Regions from separate parts of the Homo sapiens genome. Here region 1 is linked to region 2. A link is an interaction called in ENCODE POLR2A ChIA-PET data of the cell type or tissue named here. Cell type or tissue: GM12878. All regions are shown on one strand. Links, peaks and the distances in the headings refer to the core of each region. The heading gives the core; the rest is flanking DNA. Region 1 has its middle 200 kb from the start of ARID1B. Region 2 overlaps ARID1B (AT-rich interaction domain 1B).

Region 1 (10,780 bases), core at 2,417-7,416, 350 kb after region 2:
AAGCTGCCAGGCTGTAAATGTGCCTAAAACTCCTAGAATTAGGAGTTAGTTGTTTCCTGTTACCCTGTGTATTCTTTCTTTCTTTCTTTTTTTTTTAAATTCAATTAGTTGATGTTATTGGGGATCCCTGAAAAATTCTCAAGATCATCTGCTATTACTGGGTCACAATTCTTTTTGGGGTTCTTTTGAGAGCAAAGAAATTAGTCACTATTCTTATTCCAATTACACCAAGATCTATGAATCCATTTTCCAAAGATACTTAAATCTTGCAACATGGGAGAATAGTCACATCAGAACATTTACTTCTTCAAAATATCTCTTTTTTTGGGAAATTTACTAGTTTGTTGTTTTATGATTTAGTTGAAATGCAGGGAGTCACCTGCCCAACAGCATCTCAAATAATTAAAAGCCCTAATCTCCTGTCTCTTCCCCAAAGGGGGAATAAAAGGAACTAGAACCTCCCATCTCTCTCCCCACCTGGATACTTTTAGGCCAAGTCCATGGAAAACTCCTCTGTGTCTGTAAGCTGAATAATCCAAGTAGGCTGTGTCAGCTGAATAATCCAGGACTATTCAGATATTTGAAAAAAAATTCATATTTCAGTAGTGTGGGTTGACTTTTGCTTGAATCTATTGATTACAGAAAAAAGGGAGGTAAAAGTCTTTGGTCAAGGTCTTCTGATGCCTTGATACTTTACTGTCATTGATATCACATGTATTTACAGAGGCAAAGACCTAGAAGTCAACCCTAATTTGGGCTATTTCTGAAATTCTCAGAATTAGTATTATATTAATACTGTAACATGAATTCATTTTATTTGTGTAACTGAGGCAGGGGAATAGGGTCTGGAGACAGGGAATCTAAGGACGACTTGGACAGGCTCCCTGGAGCTGAGGAGTCTGCACACTGACCTATGATTGGCCCATTCCAGGACCTTCATTTGCATAAGATGCCAAACCACATCGGCCTCTGATTGACCACAGGCCAAATCTGCACTCTGGCCAATGATTGGTTCATTCTAGGACCTTCCTTTGCATAAAGCACCAAACTACATCAGTCTTGGATTGGCCATGGGCCAATTCACCTCAGCCTCTAGTTGGCTGCGAGCCAGTCCTTCATTTACATAGGGTGTAAGCAACGAGAAACCTCTAGGGAGTACTTAAGCTTCCAAAGACTTTGCTACCAGGGCTCTTGAGCCAATTGCTAGAGCCTGCTCTCATCTTGTGGAGTGTACTTTTGCTTTTGCTCCTTCCCTGCTTTCTGCTCTAATAAATCCACTTCTTCACCACTCGTTTGTGTGTCGTTCAATTCTTTGTTGAACACACCAAGAACCTGGACACCTCACGACTGGAACCCTTAATTAGGTAACATAATCAGGAAGGCAGTGGTCTAGCCTCCCTAAAATGACCATATCAGCTTGTGAGCCTATCATAGTTTTTAGAAAAACAATATCAATAACATCAATCATAAAGTAAACGTGGGCTGGCCCATGATCCAATTGAATTTACCTGCATTATTGGTCATTACTCTGTTACTATTCTTGTTACCAAAAAAAAAACTTTCTTGGTTTCAGCATTCAGGAACAAACTCTAAAATATTCATATAGTTTTTGAATTCCAAAAATATTTCAAATCTAGAAAGGCTGATGCACTTTAATAATTTTTTTCTCAAAATTGTGTGTGTATGTGTCTTTTTTCATCTATGTTGTGTGTATCAGTAGTTTCTTCTCTTCATACATGAATATTATTTTATTTTATGAATGTACCACAATCTGACTTATCAATGATTGCTAAACATTTGACTTGTTTCCAGTTTGAGCTACGATGAACACAGCTGCTATAAACACTTAACTATAGATGTTTGTGTGGCCATAAGTTTTCATTTCTGTTGGGTAAAAACCTAGGAGAATTGCTGGGCCACGTGGTAAATGTATATCTACCTTTAAGAAACTGCAGAACAGTTCTGCAAATTGGTGGTACCATTTTGTCTTCCCCCAGGCAGTGTGTGAGAGTTCTAGTTGCTGTTTGAAATGGTTTCTGATGGAGGCATAAAGAGGAATAGATGAGTTGTTTTTTTTAATGTTTAATTTTTGTGGGAACATACTGGGGGTATATATTTATTGAGCATATGAGATTTTTGATACAGGTGTATAATGTGTCATCACATCAGGATAAATGAGGTATTGATCACCTCAAGCATTTATCCTTTGTTTTACAAACAATCCAATTTATGCCATCTTAGTTATTTTAAAATCTACAATTATTATTGACTCTAGTTATCCTGTTATGCTATCTACTAAGTTATTCTAACTACTTTTTTGTACCCATTAACCATCCTCCCTTCCCCTCACCCCCTTATTACCCTTCCCAGCCTCTGGTAACCATCTTTCTACTCTCTATCTTCATGAATTCAACTGTTTTTTTAGCTCCCACAAATAAGTGAGAACACGAGAAGTTTGTCTTTCTGTGCCTGTTTTATTTCACATAACATAATGATCTCTAGTTCCACCATGTTGCAAAAGACAGAATCTCATTCTTTTCTATGGCTGAATAGTACTCCATTGTGTATATGTACTATATTTTCTTCATCCATTAATTTGTTGATGGACACTTGGGTTGCTTCCAGATCTTGGCTATTGTGAACAGTGCTGCAATAAACATGGGAGTGCAGGTACCTCTTTGATAAACTGATTTCCTTTCTTTTGGGTATATATCCAGCAGTGGGATTGCTGGATCATATGATAGCTCTACTTTTAGTTTTTTGAGGAACCTCCAAACAGTTCTCCATAGTGACTCTACTAATTTACATTCCCACCAACAGTGTAGGAGGGTTCCCTTTTCTCCACATCTCACCAGCATTTGTTATTGCCTGTCTTCTGGATAAAAGCCATTTTAACAACGGTAAGATGACATCTCATTGTAGTTGTGATTTGCATTTCTCTGATGATCAGTGACGTTGAGCACCTTTTCACGTGCCCGTTTGCCATTTGTATGTCTTCTTTTGGGAGATGTCTATTCAGATCTTTTGCCAATTTTTAAATTGGATGACTAGATATTTTCCTATAGAGTTGTTTGAGCTCCTTGTATATTCTGGTTATTAATCCCTGGTCAGATGGATAATTTGCAAACATTTTCTCCCATTGTGTGGGTTGTCTCTTCACTTTGTTCATTGTTTCCTTTGCTGTGGAGAAGCTTTTTAACTTGATGTGATCCCATTTGGATGAGTTGTTTTTTCATAGGAAAATGTGTTCACCTCTAGGGATGAGTTGTTGGCGGTGATCAGGGCTGGTGCTCAGCATTCTCTGAGACTGTCTCTGAATGGGGTAGCCCCCTGGGAGTTGTACCTTCCTTACCACTGCAGAGTCCGCTTACAGGTGTTTCTCCGTCCCTGCACTGAGAGCTGCTTGAGGATGGGGGCCAGGTCTTAGTCATCTCCGCAGTCTCAACTCCCAGCAGAGTCTGGGACAGCATAGGTTTCAACATGTGTTGTTGAATTGAACAGCAAATCTCTCCAGTGGCCAGGATGTTGTGAGGGGAGGGAAAGCTCAGGTGGGTGTGGCCTACTCCTTTACGTCTCATTTTCTGTGGCGGTGAAGGCACCAATGGTCATGAATTTCATCTAAAAACACAATAAATTGAAGCACAGTGAAGGGTATCAAGGCGGTGGGAAGGTCCTGCTACAGACAGAGTATGAAAACTGTTGAAAAACATAAAAATCAACATATTATGATTTTAAAAATGAAGAGTTATGAGGGGCTTGTTTGTAATACCATACCTGAATTGCCTCGCCTCACACGTGGGCCTGGATGTGGGTGGGAGGGGAAGGCAGTGTTGGAATTTTTAGCTGCTGCCTCATTTTCATTTGGGCTGAAATGCTCTGAACCCCATGAGGCATGCGTGGTGAGAGGTCCTGATTCACGGTGCTCCTTTCTGCAACATCAGTGATCCTGCTTCTAAACCATTCCTTGTCCCCGTCTTTCTGTTTGTTGTTGTGGTTTAGCTGGGGAAAGTAAAATGTCTAATTGAAGAAAGTGGGCAGGTCACTCCTTCTTAACCAAGTCATCCAGCTGCTGGACTCTCCTAGAGATGTTTCCATTTAGCAGGGAAAACTCTATTTTTCCTTTCTCCTTCCTCACCTCCCCCACCTCCATTTTTATCCCCTAGAGCAAATTCAGGGCCTCTCTGAGTTGGTACCACCTTACATTAATTGGCACTAATGCAAGTATTCACAGCTGTGCGTGGGATGCTTCTGAGTGCAAAATGGATCTGTCTGTGCCTGGGAACGGTTCTTTCACTTCAGGTGTGTAATTTACTCTTCTGTGAGATGCGTTCCCCGGGCTCCCCTGCTGCACCAAGCAGCACCTCAGCTGCCACTACAGAAGAGCTCAGCAACAGACGTTTGCTTATGGTCATAAATCTTAGCAGACACACCTGTACATGACCACAACATGCAGTTATAGAAACAAAGAACTTCCCATCAAGCTGAAACTGATCCAGGAGGTGTGGGTGGCTTGGCAGCAAAGGGGGGCCATTACCAGGAGAGCCCAGGTGACCGTGGAGGAGCTCAGGGAGCACCCTAGAGGCGGCTGGGGCTTGGGCACAATGAGCTTTGGTTAAGAGAGACTGGGATTCAGAATTGCTGTCTGCTCTCATAAGCCCTGTGATTGTAGGCAACTTACCTTAAATTTCTGAGCTATGGATTTCTCAAATGACACTCTTGGAACTTAGATCTATCATCTTAAAATTTATTTTCTATTTATCTCACTTGTTTTATGTTCCTTTTCTTCTCCTTGCTTGCCCATTTTTTGGATTATTTATGTATTTAAAAATTATTCATGGCTGAGCGCAGTGGCCTATGCCTGTAATCCCAGCACTTCGGGAGGCCAAGGTGAGAGGATCGCTTGAGCCCAGGAGTTCGAGACCAGCCTGGATAATGCAGTGATACCCATCTCTATTAAAAAAAAAAAAAAAGCAGCTGGGTGTGGTGGCACATACCTGTAGTCCAGCAACTCTGGAGGTTGAAGTGGGAAGATCGCTTGAGGCCAGGAGTTTGAGGCTGCAGTGGGCTATGATCATGCAACTGCACTCCAGCCTGGGTGACAGAGAAAACAAGAAACGAAAATATTATTCCATGTCCCATCTCTATCAGCTGTTAAGTTATACCTTCCTTTACTGGTTATCCAAGGACCAAGAGATGACAATAGCACTACCTTATTAAAATTGAATATAAAGTTGCACATCTGTCTATTCCTGGACAATGCACAGACCCCAAAAAGTTTGACTCTATTTACCTTCAATCCTGCCTTTTGTGCAGGATTTAATTCTAAATATATATAAGACCTCACAAAATATCAGTCATTATTGACAACCAGTATTCTTTTAGATTTACCCGTGTAGCCATCCTTTCTCTTGTTCTTCGTTTCTTTCTGTGTGTGGTAGACAGAACAATGGCCCCCACAAAGACGTCTCATTCTAATCTCTGGAAACTGTGAATATGTTAGGGGGAATAAAGGTTCCAGGAGGAACTAAGGCTGCTCATCAGTTCGAGGGATTATCCTGGGCCGGCCCAATTAATCATCACTAGGAGACTTAACTGTGTAAGAGGGAGGCAGGAGAGGAGAAGGAGAGATGGCAGTGTGAGAAGGCCTCAGCCCGACATTGCTGGCTTTAAGGATGGCGGACAGGACCTTGATCCAAGGAACACAGGAGACCTCTAGACCCAGCAAAGTCAAGAAACAGACTATCCCCTGGAGTCTCCAGAAGGGAATGCAGCACCGTGGACACAGATTTTAAAGCTCAGTGAGAACCATGTCAGACTTCCAATCTCCAGAGCCGTAAGATAATACACGCACATTGTTTTAAATTATGATGTTTGTGGCCATTTATTACAGCGGCAAGTGGGAACTAATACTCTATATCTCTGTTTTCATGCAGAATCATTTTGCTTCTATCCGAAGAACTTGTTTTAGTCATTTCCTTTAAGAAAATGTGGGGCTGTGGTAATGAATTTTGTCAGATTCTGTTTGAAAATGTCTTTCTCATGCTTTCATTTCTTTGGTTTGCAATTTTATTGATTTCTGCTCTTAATTATTTCCTTTCTTCTGCTTATGTTGGGTTGAATTTGCTTTTCTTCTCTAGTTTCACAAAATGAAAACTTAGAGTATTGATTGAAAACCTTTCTTCTTCCCTCATATAAGCATTTAATGCTACAAACTTCTCTCTAAACAATGCTTTAGTTGCTTCCAACAAATTTTGATATACTGTAATTTTGTTTTCATTCAGTTCAAAATATTTTCTTATTTCCTTTAACACTTCCTCTTTGACTCATGGGTAATGTAGAAATGTGTTGTTTATTTCCAAATATTTTGGAGTTTAACAGAAATCTTTCTGTTACTGATTTCTAGTTTAATTCCATTATGGTCTGAGAATATACTTTGTATGATTCCTATTCTTTTAAATTTGTTAAGGTTTGTTTTATGGTCTGAATATGGTCTCTCTTAAGGAATGTACACTTGTAAACAACGTGTATTCTGCTTTAGGTCAATTTGATCAATAGCGTTGATCAGCCCTATATTCTTACTGATTTTCTGTTTACTTGTTCTGTTGATTCCTGAGAGAGGAATATTGAAGTCTCCAACTATAATTGTAGATTGGTCTGTTTCTTCTTTCAGTTTCATTGTGTTTTGTTGTAATTCATGTAATTTGAAGCTCTGTTGTTAGGTCAATTTAGGGCAGTTTTGTCATCTTGGACTATGGACTTATTTATCATTAAATAAAGTTCTTCTTTATTCTTAATAATATTCCTTGTTCTGAAGTCTACTTTGATATTGATATAGCTACTCCAACTCTCTTTTCATTAGTGTTTGTCTATCTTTTTTTTTTTCATTTTCTAAGAAACTATTTTTGTATTTTTGCTTAAAGGAAGTTTGTTGTAGATATAATGTGGACAGGTCTTGCTTTTTTATCCAATTTGTCAATTTTGTCTTTTAACTGGTGTGGTTGAACTGTTCACATTTAATGCGATCACTGATATATCTGTATTAAAATCTATCTTGTTAGCCATTTTCTATTCGTTCCATCTGTCTTTGTTTTTATACTTATCACTTAAGAGATGTCACTCCATTATCTTTTAGCTTGTGTGAATTCTGATGTGAAGGCTGTTTAATTCTTACTTTGTTTTCCTATATATAATGTGTCTTATTTCTCTGGCTGCCTTTGAGGTTTTCTCATTGTCTTTTGTTTTCAGCAGTTTAAATATATGTGAAGGGTGTGTATGTATATATATGTGTGTGTGTGTGTCCTCATTTTTCTTTTTGTTTTCAGTTTGGGTAATTCCTATGAACCAGCATCACTGCTTCACTCCTTAGCTGGGTCAAATCTACTGATGAGGTCATCAAAGACTTTCTTCATCTCTGCTACTTTTTGTTGTTGCTGTTGCTGTCATTTAAAAAAAATTTCTAGCATTTGCTTTTAATTCTTTCTTAGAGTTTCAGTCTCTCTGCTGAAATTGCCCATCTGATCTTGCCTGTTGTCTACCTTCTCCATTAGAGCTTTTAAAATATTAATCACAGTTATTTAAAATTTTCTATTAGGTAGTTCAAACATCCCCATCACAGTTGAGTCTGGTTCTGATGAGTGCCTTGCCTCTTCAACAGTGTTATTATATTCTTGCCTTTTCACATGCTTCTTCACTTTTTGCTGAAAGCCAGGTATCTCATATATGCAGTAAACTAGGGTCAATCATTTTGCAGGCTGGGATGAGCACACTTTTGGTTCCTGCTGGGCCTTTGTGCTGGGATGTGAAATAAGCTAGTTAGGGATGAGGTTGGACTGAGGTATGTTGTTGCTATGGTTAACTTCAGTGCATCACAATCCTTAAATTTCTCTAATGACACCTACTGTTTAGAGAAGGGGCAGATTTGCCAGAGGGTTTTTCCTTCAATGTGTGTTCCATGCTCATTTTTAAGTCTTCTTCTTCCTCTTTTTCTTTTTTCAGAAAAAGTCTGTTTATATGCTCTTGTCCCTCTTCTCTCCCTGTCCCAGGAGTTCTACACTCTCACCTGTTATTCAATGCTAGTTAGCCTTGTAGTAGTGGGATAATGGGGGGGAATATTCTCTGTTGTTCTGATTGAACCTCAGTCTTAGATGGGCACTATGTTCCTAAGACTCAATGACCCTGCTCCTCTGCTGGCTGTAGTGCTGGACCCAGCACATATTTCTTACTCCCCTCTCTCCTCATAGTGATAGGGTATTTTTTTTTTCTGGTTCTCTTCCACCAGCTGCAATGTATTTTCACTGGTGCCCTAAGGAAAATAGTGTTTGTTGCCCTTCCCTGCACAGATTAAGGATTTATTTCAGACAGGTGATAGAAGAGAAGACTGTGGATGGATTTTGCACCCCTCCCATTGTGTTTGCTCTTCTTTTCTCCTGTTTTACACCTCAGAGAACACTTTCATAGGGCCCTTTTCAATTTTTGTGAGCTCCCAGTGGGGTCCCTGGAAAAAAAGCCTGAAGAAGGGACAGATTCTCCAATTTCTTTTTTTTTTCTTTTTTGAGATGGAGTCTCACTCTGTTGCCAAGGCTGGAGTGCAGTGGCGTGATCTCAGATCACTGCAGCCTCTGCCTCCTGGGTTCAAGCGATTCTCCTGCCTCAGTCTCCCGAGTAGCTGGGATTACAGGCATGCTCCACCACATCTGGCTAATTTTTATAGTTTTAGTTGAGATGGCGTTTCACCATGTTGGCCAGGCTGTTCTTGAACCCCTGGCCTCAAGTGATCTGCCCACTTTGGCCTCCCAAAGTACTGGGATTACAGGTCTGAGCCACCACACCCGGTCAATATTCTCCAATTTCTTTGACTCATAGGGGCTTCACACACTTGCCAGTGCATGCTCAGCTTTCAGCAATTTACTAACTATGTTAGCTGAACTGCTCTTACAAGCATACACTTGTGTCCACCTCGGGGAAACCAGTGCTCATATCTCATCTTTCCCTGAAGGTCTTAGATTTATATCTCTTTAGATTTGGGGCCATTTGATTTCTCTGAAACCTGAGTTCTCTGATAGTTTTTAGAAAGTAATGAACTTTCAGATTGTCTAGCTTTTTCATATTAGTGTGGGAGCAATGCTGTTTTCAGCTCTTTATGTCCCCAAGCAGCTTGCTTTCATTTTTATATGGGTAGTTTTGCTGGGTATAAAATTCAAATATAATTCTAAAGTTCGGGAGTTACATTATTTTGGCCCTTTTATGTGATTTTGTTGTCTATTGGTTTCCACTATGTTATTGAAAAGTATATTGTCAGTCTTACTGTTGCTCCTTTGATGGTAATATGCTTTTTTCCCCTTGCTGCTTTAAAAACTGGTTTTATTTTTAAAAACAGTTTTAAATTCATAGAAAAATTGAGGCTGAGCATGGTGGCTCACATCTGTAATCCCAGCATTTTGGGATGCTGATGTGGGAGGGTTGCTTGAGCCCAGGAGTTCAAGACCAGCCTGGCCAATATGGTGAAACCCTGCTTGTACAAAAAAATACAAAATATTAGCCAGGCATGGTGGCGTGTGCCTGTGGTCCCAGATACTCAGGAGGCTGAGGCGGTAGGATTACTTGAGCCCAGGAGGTAGAGGTAGAGACTACAGTGAACCGTGATCATGCCACTGCACTCTAGCCTGGGCAGCAGAATGAGATCTTGTCTAAAAAAAAATATACAGAATTCCCATATACCCTTTCCCCCCATCACACACAGTCTCCTTCACTATCAACATCCTACTTCAGAGTAGTGCATTTGTTAGAATTGATAAACCTGCATTGGTACATCATTGTCACCCAAAGTCCATAGTTTACATTAGGGTTGACTCTTGGTGGTGTATATTCTATGGGTTTTGACAAATATATGATGCCATGTGTCCACCATTACAGTATGATATAAAGAACTGTTTCATTGCTCTAAAAATCCTCTCTGCTGTGCCTATTCAGGCCTCCCTCCCTGCTAGCCTCTGGCAACCACTGATTTTTTTACTATCTCCATCATTTTTCCTTTGCCAGGATGTCAAATAGTTGGAATCATACAGTATGTGGTCTTTTCAAATTGGCTTCTTTCACTCAGTAACGTGCATTTAAGATTCTTCCATGTCTTTTCACGGCTTGATAACACATTTCTTTTTAGTGCTGATAATATTCTATTATCTGGATGTACCACAATTTATTCATTCACTTACTGAAGGACATTTTGGTTGCTTCCAAGTTTTAGCAGTTATGAATAAGCTGCAATAAACATTTGTGTGAAAGTTTTTATGTGCATATAAGTTTTCAATCACTTGGGTAAATATCAAGGGGGCTGATTATTGGATCACATGGTAAGAGTATGTTTAATTTTATAAGAAACTGCCAAAGTGTCCTCCAAAGTATTGTGCCATCTCGCATTCCCACCACTCACAAATGAGAGTTTCTGTTGCTCTACATCTTTGCCAGCATTTGATGTTGTTCTGCTGCTTTCAAAAATGGACTCTTGGGGAAAAGAAGGGAGAATTCCTGGGGTTATCAGGCAATGTCTCTCACTCTCTTTCCTCTCTTTCCTTGAATCAGAAGGAGTCTGTCTCTGAATGTCTGCCCAGAGTTGGGGGAGGGGTGACATAGGCCCTCCCTTGGCCACCATAGGCGGTGTCACACTTGGTTGCACCACAAATCTACTGCCTCTGAGACCAGTGCGGCACCAGGGCTTGCCCAAAGACTGCAGTCCTTGTGGCCTGACTGCCAGTCATATTTATTCCAAGCTTCAGGCCACGTT
Region 2 (10,780 bases), core at 3,644-8,643:
AAGCTAAATGTGCTCAAATTTTAAGTGATAATAGTCTAAGAAAGAGAGCTCTTCAATGTTAAGATTTATCAATAACAGTAATACCAAGGATGTATAAACTAATACAACTAAACAGGGAAATGCTGTACGACTAAGAGGTATAGAAATAAGTGGACGATATTAAGGAGGATTTGTTCAGTGCTTAGGTCTGAGTCCACTAAGCAAAAAGTAAATATGACTGGTCATGGCTCCAAGATAACGAGAGAACAAGTTATTAATTTATCAATCATTTGCCTTCTGCAGATGATGTGAAGGTCTATCTAAGTTAGCTGGAAAACATAACTGCATTGCCTACTGAAGGTCATCAAGAATTTAATGGCATGCAAATATAGAAAAACAGGTTCACACAACAGTGAGGACAACTTGCTGAGGGATCAAAGTATAGATGTAGCATAAAGATATTGGAAATGCCTTGATTTCTTATAATGCAAAGTTGTTACATTGTAACAAACATGCTAAAGAAAAATCTACTTAGGATACAGGTAGAAAATATCACATGCAGAAACATTACAAACCTATCTGTAAGCAAAAAGACTAAGAAATTACTACTTGAGAGGCATTCTTGTCATCGTCATTACATAAAATGAACAGAATAATTACACATTAGAATCACTATGTTGCATTTCATAAATGGTACAGATAACACAATATACTTAATTCCAAATTACAAAACTACAGGTTTCAAATATCATGGATTGACTGTAGGTGAAAAGACAAAATTTATATCCCTGACACCTGAAAAGGAAAACCATAGCACAACAGTAAATCTACAAAGGATCCAACAGCAAATTCAGATGTGATAACAAATACAGCTTCATGGGCTCTCCAGAATCAACCCAGCCAAGTTAGAGGACTACAGTATCTAATAAAAGTAACATTGTAAAATACAGACTATTAGAGCCGTAACAGAGTATCAACAAATCATTCCCTGAAACCACAATGACCTTAGCTGTGTGCAACTTATTATAAGTATCCACATAAATTAAAATATTTGTAAGCCCCATACAGAAAGTTTTTACACATGCAAAGCCCTCGTGGAAAAAAAAAAAAGTGGTGCAATAAATTTCATTTAACTACAGCCAAATTTCATCCTAACAGATTGGGGGTTTTAGGTGTAGCAGGTTATCTTACAGTTTGTCCTTTATTCAGTAACTGAATCTTCTACATACTTAACATAAAACCTGGAAACTCTGCTCTCTAAAGATTATTGAAATGTGTTTGAAGTACTATTGAGTCAACCAGCATCTTATTTATCTGTGAGTTACAAAAACGGAAAGAAAATACCAATTGGGGTATTTCATTAAAAAAAAAACTTACATTATGGACAACTTTAAATACTTTTGGGAAGTAGGCAAGATAAAGGTTAAGGAAGATAGCTGTTATACATACATAACAAGACAGAAATAGAACAATTCAGAAAACATTTAAACAGTTGATGACTATATTCGTTCATCTCCTAAATGCCTTCATCCACTCTTCCAGCAATCAACTTAAAAGCTCCTATCCCAGACCAAACTCTTCAGTCAGTTATCTGAAACTACAATACTTCATGCCATCCCTAATAACACTGTAGAGTTAGCTGAATGTCAACCATCCAATCCAACACAGATCCATGGCAAAAGGCACGCACTAGTGAGTGATGCTGAAGTTTCTGAGTAGATATGAAGAAAGCAGTTTACCACAAACTATTTTTATAGCTATGCAGAAAATCTGCATCCATTTATGACAAATTTACCAACCTGTGTCACAGTACAAAATCATCAGCCAATGACAAATCTACAAGGTCGAACCTCTCCAAAACCACTAAAAAACTGCTGAAAAAAGTGGAATTCACTGTTTACCTGCTTCCCATGCATCTATTTAAATTTCATAGAACCACAAAAGCTAATTTCCAAATACTTGGCAAATGTAGTATTTATCGACAGCATGCATGCCTCTGTCTCTCTCCTTCTCTCTCTCTCACACACGTACACACTACATGCTTACCAAGCTGCGAACTATCTGCTACAGAAAGTTTAGCAGCATACAACACAAAATCCATTACCTATTTCCCTCCTTCAAAACCAAATACCTAGACAACAAATACATTAACACTACTAAAGGGGGGGGGAAAAACACCACAATAAGATTTCACCCTCTCTCACATAAAAGTAAAAGGTATAAAAATTAGAGTTTCAAAAATATATCCATCAGATTCAAAGACAGTAGACATCCTGTGGTCATCACTTACCTTCTCTAAATCTGCATATACATTAAAATGTATATGGTATGGTACGCATGTCAAATGTCATGTTTAACATTCACTACAAATGTCTGTTCTCAAATGTTTAGAAGTAATAAATCTAAGTTAATGCAAACATAGTTGAAATTCCAATTAAAATCATGGCTATACTGAATTCCCATCTTAAAACAAACCTTCTCCATAGAAACTAGGCAATGACAACAATTCTTCAAATAAATGTAAAAATATTTATTGGTATAGATTTATTCTTTTTTTTTTTTTTTTTTTTGAGATGGAGTCTCGCTCTGTTTCCCAGACTGGAGTGCAGTGGTGCAATCTCGGCTCACTGCAACCTCCGCCTCCTGGGTTCAAGTGATTCTCCTGCCTCAGCCTCCTGCAGATTTATTCTTTTAGTTAATAAAGAAGACTTCCTTTAAATTAGGTTCTCTATAAAAGAAGGCAAATTAAGTAGATATGAACTATTTATGAGCATCAACATGATACCCCATATAATAGCCACTACTCTTATAAATAGAAACCCCAATCACCATATACTATTTATTGGTGGAAATAAACAGCTTTGTCAATTTTTTTTTTTTTTTTTTTGAGATGAAGTTTCGCTCTTGTTGCCCAGGCTGAAGTGCAATGGCGTGATCTCGGCTCACCACAACCTCTGCCTCCTGGGTTCAAGCGATTCTCCTGCCTCAGCATTCCGAGTAGCTGGGATTACAGGCAGGCACCACCACACCTGGCTAATTTTGTATTTTTAGTAGAGATAGGGTTTCTCCATGTTGGTCAGGCTGGTCTTGAACTCCCGACCTCAAGTGATCCGCCCACCTTGGCCTCCCAAAGAGCTGGGATTACAGGCGTGAGCCACCGCGTCTGGCCTCAAATTTCAAACTACCTTCTTTTGGGTGATTTCTCATTACATAAATAGAAAGTCCTAGAAGAAATTCAAATTACTATCAGGTATTTTATCTCATCATTTGTATCCTTTGCAAAGTGCAAATTTCTTTTAAGTTTTGACTCCTCTAAGGACACCTCTGTTCTGTATCGCTGCCAAAAAGCAACAGCCTAAAGAAAGCTCAACTGTACAACAGCAATAACCACCTGCACACAAAATCGACCAGCCGCATAAAACCTTCCAACTGATGTCTACACTCTGCAACAGAGATATATACACATGAAATAGACTTATCCAGGACTACAGAGCTCCTAAAAGGTAAACCTTGAAAAATTGACCACAAAATAAACCTGAAGTCTAGAAACTTCTCAATCATGTCATAATATAAAGTAGAACAAACAAAAACAACAGCTCTTTCTAAAAGTCTTTAACTCATTACATTTCCAAATCAGCACAATAATGTCTTACTGGTAAACTTGATGGTCTTTCTTGCTGTATTAAGTTCAAGTCTTCATGGTTAGGTTTTCCGGGGGCCAGAGGAGGTTGAGATCTAGTTCCATAGCCTTCCTGAGACATGTCCTAAAAAAAAACACAAACACAAAGCACTTCATAAATATCTCAATGAGTTATAAGCTTCTTCAGTAACTAAAATTAAACAAAAGCTTGGCTGGGCACAGTGGCTCATGCCTGTAATCCCAGCACTTCGGGAGATCAAGGCAGGCAGATCGCTTGAGCCCAGGAGTTCAAGACCAGCCTGGGCAATGTAGGGAGACTCCATCTCTACAAAAATAATAAAAAATTAGCCGAGTGTGGTGGTGCAGCTACTTGGGAGGCTGAGGTGGGAGGATAGCTTGAGCCTGGAGGTGGAGGCTGCAGTGAACTTTGACTGCACCGCTGCACTCCAGCCTGGGTGACAGAGCGAGACCCTGTGTCAAACAAAACAGAACAAAACAAAACAAAAGCTTATCACAACCAACAACTGTTACATTTTAGCAGGCATATAAATATGTTATGGCTATAATTTAATACATTATCAGAAGCAAAAATTTTAAAAAGCAGTGAATAACAGCAGAAATATAAACTATATATATATATATATATATATATATATATATATATATATATATATATAATTAACAACTAAATTTATTATGAGACCATACCAAGTACTGTATTTGAGTTTTGCAGGAAGAAGACTAGTTCATAAAAACAGGGAGGGAGGTCAGCTGTAGCCAAACCAAACTGTCTTTAAACCCAGAGTGAACCCAGAGCAAACCAAAAGCTCCCTGGATTGTTGAATTCCGATTTTGGTCAAACTGCCTTTAATATTACCTCAAAAAGTTGAAATAACTAACGAAAACCTTACTATCAACTATATCTTAACAGGTCCTCTCAATTACCCACATAACAGCGTAAATCGTTATTAAGCTCATAGGATCCTGAGGTTTCTATAAAACCAATAAACACGCATATATAGAACTCCATATGTTCATGGGGCATAGTTTTCAGAGAACCATCATAAAGAATAAAACAACAGTGGGGAACAAAACACACCCAAAAAACCTGAATAGGCACAATAAACTTATAATTAACACGGCCTTTCTGGCATCTTGTCAAACACTCTTCCAAGAGGTATTCTGCATGGTTTCAGCATTGTGCTGAAATAATTAGCATATATAACCCAAATACCACACCACACCACATTTACTGTATACCAGATCTCTAGCTACCTGTGTATGCTCAGCTACTAAACATTCTACCATCGTTTCCCCCTGAAGTCAAACAGCAGGACAGAATTGTTAAATACTTATTATAGCATGTCTCAATTGGCACTGAAAGTTGAAGAACCAGTTTCTAATTGAAGAGAAAAAAAGAATGGAAAATATTGCTTTAAAATAAAATTATCTCCCTTCCCTTGTCAGTTCAAATATGTGTTGGTATTAAAGAAACATCATATACAAGTTCTACTTCTGTTAAGTCCCTGGAATATTGCTTTAAAAATTAATGTTTATTACTTGAAATCCTATAAAAAGCTTCTGCTGTCCCACCCCTTTCTTGCACACTTAAAATTACATGGCTTCTTAAGCCAGGAAACTTTGGAGCAATAGCTGGTACCACCAAGTACACAAGCTGTACAAACTGGATTTAACCAGCCTAGTGTTGGTGCGACCTGCTTTTCAACACGCTCTGAAATACAGGAGCGTGCCAATAATTCCAGCTTTTCACATGTAGCCCTTCTTCCCTTTAAATACATCTCCACCAAAAAAACAAACAAACAAAAAACAAACAAAAAAAGCCTCAGATATTTAACCTCTACTAGTAATGTACCCAGTTCATATCATATTTTTCTAAGAGAATTCAATGCTATTTGTCTAGGTTTTTATTTGATAACAATAAGGTGAGAGTAAGCACAGGCAATCCAAGGACACTTACAGAGTGGCTCTGCAATCTGGTTGCCAGCAGAGGGTGACAATTAAGCTTGTGGGGCACAAAAGCAAAGGCTGAAAGATTATGACCACTCTCCCCACCACCTTCCCCCTCAAACACCACGTTTCTTCCAGATTCTAGATTTCCACTTGTCACACAGACTTCCCGCTGGGTGCCCTGCAGGTTCCTTTCCATAAACAGCATGGATTTCAAATCAAGCAGGGCACAAGGCCTCTATTCAGGGGCCTTCACCCTGTTACAAAAAAGCACAAAGGTGCAGGACAGCCTCACAATGGGCAAACAAATGAGCAGGCCCCGCCTCCTCCTCCAACACACGTGCACACAGTGTCTGCCCAATGCCTACTTTTTTTTTTTTAAAGTAAACTTCAGCTAGGAAATAGTAACAGGCTCAAAAGTCCTATGCATATTACCCTTTTATGTTTCTTTTTATTTTCTCTTCTTCGCTCAATGAACTGCTTTCTAAAGAGGCTGAAAAAGATCATTACAACTATAGTGGATAAACATTTCAATTTAGACATCGTCCCCCTAAAATAAGCAACACAGACTAACAGACTATGAAAGCTATCAGAAAAATGTATTGTGGCCTTATATTTCACTCTTTAAGGCTTTAAAAGTTCAAAATAATTAGATGCCACCAAAATCTCAAATACTATTCCTAACCACAAGAAGCTTTCAGCTATTAAGTACAGTTGGAAATAAAATCAAAACAAAATTTAGTGAGAACTATTGAAAAGGAAACGTGTTCTGCCTCAGCTTATGTTTGAACATAAGTATTAATTTAATAAGGGAGCACATAGAAAAGGTGCCAAGTTTAAACCTAGAACAATCAACAACTACATATAACTTACAGTGGGACTATAAAGTCTGTTTGGCTGTTTTAATAATGATATAAAAATATTCCATAAGAAACTTGAGCTTTTTCATCTTAAAAAGCTATATTTATTTTTTGGTACATACTTATTTTCATCTCAAGAAGAGCAAATACACAGTAAAAAGGCAATGACAGTATCAGAAAATAAAGAATATGTTCAGCATCATATTTTATAAACAAAGAAGCACAGCTTTACACTTTAAAACATTACTGCCATCTTTGGTTATTTGTAAGTTTAAGCAGCCAGTGAACACCAGTGTGTAAACCAATATACACATATAAATAATTACATTTATCTGCTGTATAGAATGCCATATTGTGGTAATACTGCAATGCACAAGAACCAGGCAATGGAAATGAGGTTTCCCCTTTCAGAATTCATCAGTACTGTTTTTCTACATCTCACTCACAATCTTTTAACCATTGATGGACTCTGGCCTTAACCTTCTTTATGTTACGAGTCAAAGGTTAAAGGGAAACTGACTCACAAACAAAGGTGTGAAAAAAGTTTAGCGTAGTAGTAATTACACATTTGTTTCAGAAATTTTCAGTTTGGTATTTCTTCACCCCGCCCCCCCCCTTTTTTTTTTTTTTAAGAAACAAGGTCTCGATCTGTGGCTCAGCCTAATCATAGCTCACTGTAGCCTCTAACTCCCAGGCTCAAGCAATTCTCCTGCCTCAGCCCACCCATGCCTCCCTAGTAGCTAGGACTACAGGCACATACCACTATGCCTGGCTGATTTTTTTTTTTTTTTTTTTTTTTTAAGACGGAATCTTGCTCTCGTTGCCCAGGCTGGAGTGCATCGCGCAATCTCAGCTCACCGCAATCTCCACCTCCCGGGTTGAAGCGATTCTCCTGCCTCAGCCTCCCGAGTAGCTGGGATTACAGGCATGCGCCACCATGCCTTGCTAATTTTGTATCTTTAGGAGAGATGGGGTTTCTCCATGTTGGTCAGGCTGGTCTCAAACTCCCAACCTCAAGTGATCAGCCTGCCTCGGCCTCTCAAAGTGATGGGATTACAGGCGTGAGCCACCGTGCCCGGCCTAATTTATTTATTTTTTTAATATTTTGAGAGATGGGGTATCACTATACTTCCCAGGCTGGTCTCCAGCTACTGGCCTCAAGTGATTCTCCTGCCAAAGTGCTGAAAATCAGGAATGAGCCACTGTGCCCAGGCCTCTTGTAACAAATGTCGTAGACGCTGACTGAATGCCTACTATGGGCTTATTCCCTTTGCGAGGTACTTGAACATATCACAGTATGAAATGAAACATGACCAGGAGGAAAACACTAGTATCCCACTTCTACTACAGGAAAGGGTAAAGATAACTATTACAAGGGCCTAGTAGAAAGGCCAGGAGCAGGAGTGCTTCTGTTTTCTTTCATTAGGAAATGAATAAAATCCAAATAGCAATATGTAACTTTGAATAAAATGCAGAATAACCAAAACGTCAAAGACACTTTTTAAAAAATTAAAAAGGGAAAACATTCCCATGGTATAAGCTTTGAATTTTTTTTTTTTTTTTTTTTTTTTGAGACTGAGTCTCGCTCTGTAGTCCAGGCTGTAGTGCAGTGGGCGCAATCTCGGCTCCCTGCAAGCACTGCCTCCCGGTTTCAAGAGATTCTCCTGCCTCAGCCTCCCGAGTAGCTGGGACTACAGGCATGTGCCACCACACCTGGCTAATTTTTTGTATTTTTAGTAGAGATGGGGTTTCACTGTGTTGGCCAGAATGGTCTCTATCTCCTGACCTTGTGAACTGCCCGCCTTGGCCTCCCAAAGTGCTGGGATTACAGGCATAAGCCACTCTGCCTGGCCTAGCTTTGGATTTTTTTATTTACCTTTCTGCAATTTTTCAATGTGTTACCAAGTTTAAATGTGAATTTAAATCCTTTTTCCTTTATATACAACTAGAGCATATTTTCTGTAAACAGCACGTTGTTCAGCCTCTTAATATATTGTAGAGCTCATTCTATATCTGCAACTAAATATCTACTTTATTCTTTTTTTTTATGGCCACACAACATTGCATTATTTGTAGGTGGAGTAACGTATTTAACCAGTCACTTATTGATGTACATTTAGGTTGTTTCCAGTCTTCCGTTCTTCATACAGCACTATAGTAAGCATCCTTACGCATATATCTTCACATGAAAATCTCTGTAGCATCAATCTTTACAAGTGAAATTTCTGTCAAAGGGTTGTATATGTCCATTGTCACACTGCTATAAAGAAATACCTAAGACTGCATAATTTATAAAGAAAACAGGTGTAATTGGCTCACAGTTCTGCAGGCCGTACAGGAAGCATGGCAGCTTCTGCTTCTGAGGAGGCCTCAGGAAGCTTCCAATCATGGTGGAAGGCAAAAGGGGAGTGAGGTGGCTCACACAGTGGGAGCAGCAAGGGAGAGAGCAGGGAGGTGCTACACACTTTTAAACAACCAGGTCTCATGAGAACTCACTCACTATCACGAGAACAGCACCAAGAGGATGGTCTGAAACCTTATTCAAGAGAAACCGCCCCCATGATCCAATCCTCTCCCACCTGGCCCCACCTCCAACATTAAGGATTACAATTAGACATGAGATTTGGGTGGAGACACAGATCCAAACTGTATCAGATTGCTACATTTGAAATGTTAATATATACTGGCAAATTGTTCTTAACAAAGGAAGTATCAATTTACACTTACAGTCCATCATTCTGGAATAGAACAAAACTTACTCCAGGTGTCAAACTACATCATAAAAAGTAGCAAAACCAGAGCAGGGGATGAGTGGGAAGATAGGTAGACAGTAACCAAAAAAAAAAAGAATTTAAGAGCATACAGACTATAAACTAACAGATGATGGAGGAATGGAGGAGGGAAAGGAGCACCTTGGTCCTTGACAAACAAATGGCAATGGCACCTAGTAAGAGGTCAGTGAGGAGGCCTCTAGATGCCAGCAAAATCCAACAAAGAGCGTCAGGTCAGAAACAAAATGCAACAGAGCCTCCATGGTGTCTGGATCTGGAATAAGTGATAACTGTCATGTTATTTAAGAAAAGTTTTTCCAATCCTCACATCAAGTATAGATATGCTAGGAAGAGAGTTAAGATGGCCACATTGTTATTATCTTGCAATAATTCAGAATGAGGGAATGAATGACGATTTGAGTAGTCTCAATAATTTCTTGATCCTTTTCTCTTTGTGCTTTGGAAATTCCCTATCACCAATTCCAAATCGTAAAAGGGAAACAGAAGCCTATCCCCAACATGTGAGGGTGGGGGAGAGGTGGCTGCGACCACTTCCACAGAGAGGATGCCTGGTGGCCACACAGCCTGCCACAGTTCGTGAAATCATCCCTAGGCTTCAGACATTTGGCATATTATTGACCTCCCTCCACTTTCTGTGTGTAGATGAATTTCAAATATCATTTCCAAAAGGAAAGCGATATAAATCCATACAACATGCACATCAAGGATGGCATGCTCAGCCCTTGCCACCTCAGGAAAGCCCCACTGACAGCTCATATTCGCAAGAGGGGACTTGTGACAGGTACTGTGCACAGAGGTAGTGTGCACGGTTCATCCTAACGACACCACCACAAGATAGTTGCTATTGTTACCTCGTTTTTTCCTACCAGGAAACAAAAACTGAAGTCATTTGCAGAGCTAGCTTATGAGCACTAGGCTGGAGTAACTGAAAGTGATGGATATCTCTTCATTTCTATAATAACTGTACACTAGAGACAACTGGAAGCTTCAAACACTATCACATAATAAGGGATTGAATATAATTTTAGCTTTTTAAGGTTTTATCCTGGGCTTCATATATTCCCCTAAATTCTCTTTTGAAAAATTATAATCTTAAGTAGTTTATACGTGGAACACTTCTAAAACATCAATTCCAGTAACATGAATAAGTAAGAAATGCGAAAATGAAAAATTCTCTTCCACAGGTGTGAAGGCAAAGCCACACTCCTTATCATCAAGCATTACCAGAAGCCTACAGGCTGGCTGGCAAGCCAGGTGAAGGGGCCCGCCTGCCAGATTATGTTCTTTAAGGATCCTCTACCGGCTCTTCTCTTTCTCCCTGTCCTTTAAGAATGGGGGCCCCTCAAGTGTCTGTACCCCAAGGACTCCATGTGGCCCCCTGCTTGGTGGTGATTCCCAAATCTCTACAGGAGGTCCTTAACTGCATCCTTAATGTTTGGACCTCTGGAGAGAGTGCCTTGCACTCATCGGGTCAAGAAATGACTCTCCCAAATGACCCCACAGACCTGTTCCTTCTCCCTTGGGCCCCCACCTCACCGAAG

What was found. ChIA-PET counts read pairs that join two places held together with the same protein. Peaks named below come from ENCODE experiments on the same cell type or tissue, not always from the same donor. Only the 100,000 strongest peaks of a DNase experiment are listed, where the experiment ranks them.
Region 1: POLR2A ChIA-PET joins it to region 2 with 6 read pairs; 2 of 35 experiments call an interaction of 5 or more read pairs at or near these places.

Annotation. Positions count from the first base shown.
Region 1 is chr6:156,576,359-156,587,138 of GRCh38, reverse strand. No RefSeq gene overlaps it. Among named protein-coding and RNA genes, the nearest start is that of ARID1B, 200 kb to the left of the region's middle. RefSeq lists an enhancer at 4,407-4,556. In GM12878, for the core only: no CTCF peak of the experiment used is centred there; a DNase peak (open chromatin) is centred at 4,393.
Region 2 is chr6:156,928,429-156,939,208 of GRCh38, reverse strand. It overlaps ARID1B (AT-rich interaction domain 1B), which reads right to left. Exons shown (of 20, transcript NM_001374828.1): 4 at 3,633-3,743. Among named protein-coding and RNA genes, the nearest start is that of MIR4466, 150 kb to the right of the region's middle. In GM12878, for the core only: a CTCF peak has its summit at 5,625 (motif pointing right); no DNase peak of the experiment used is centred there.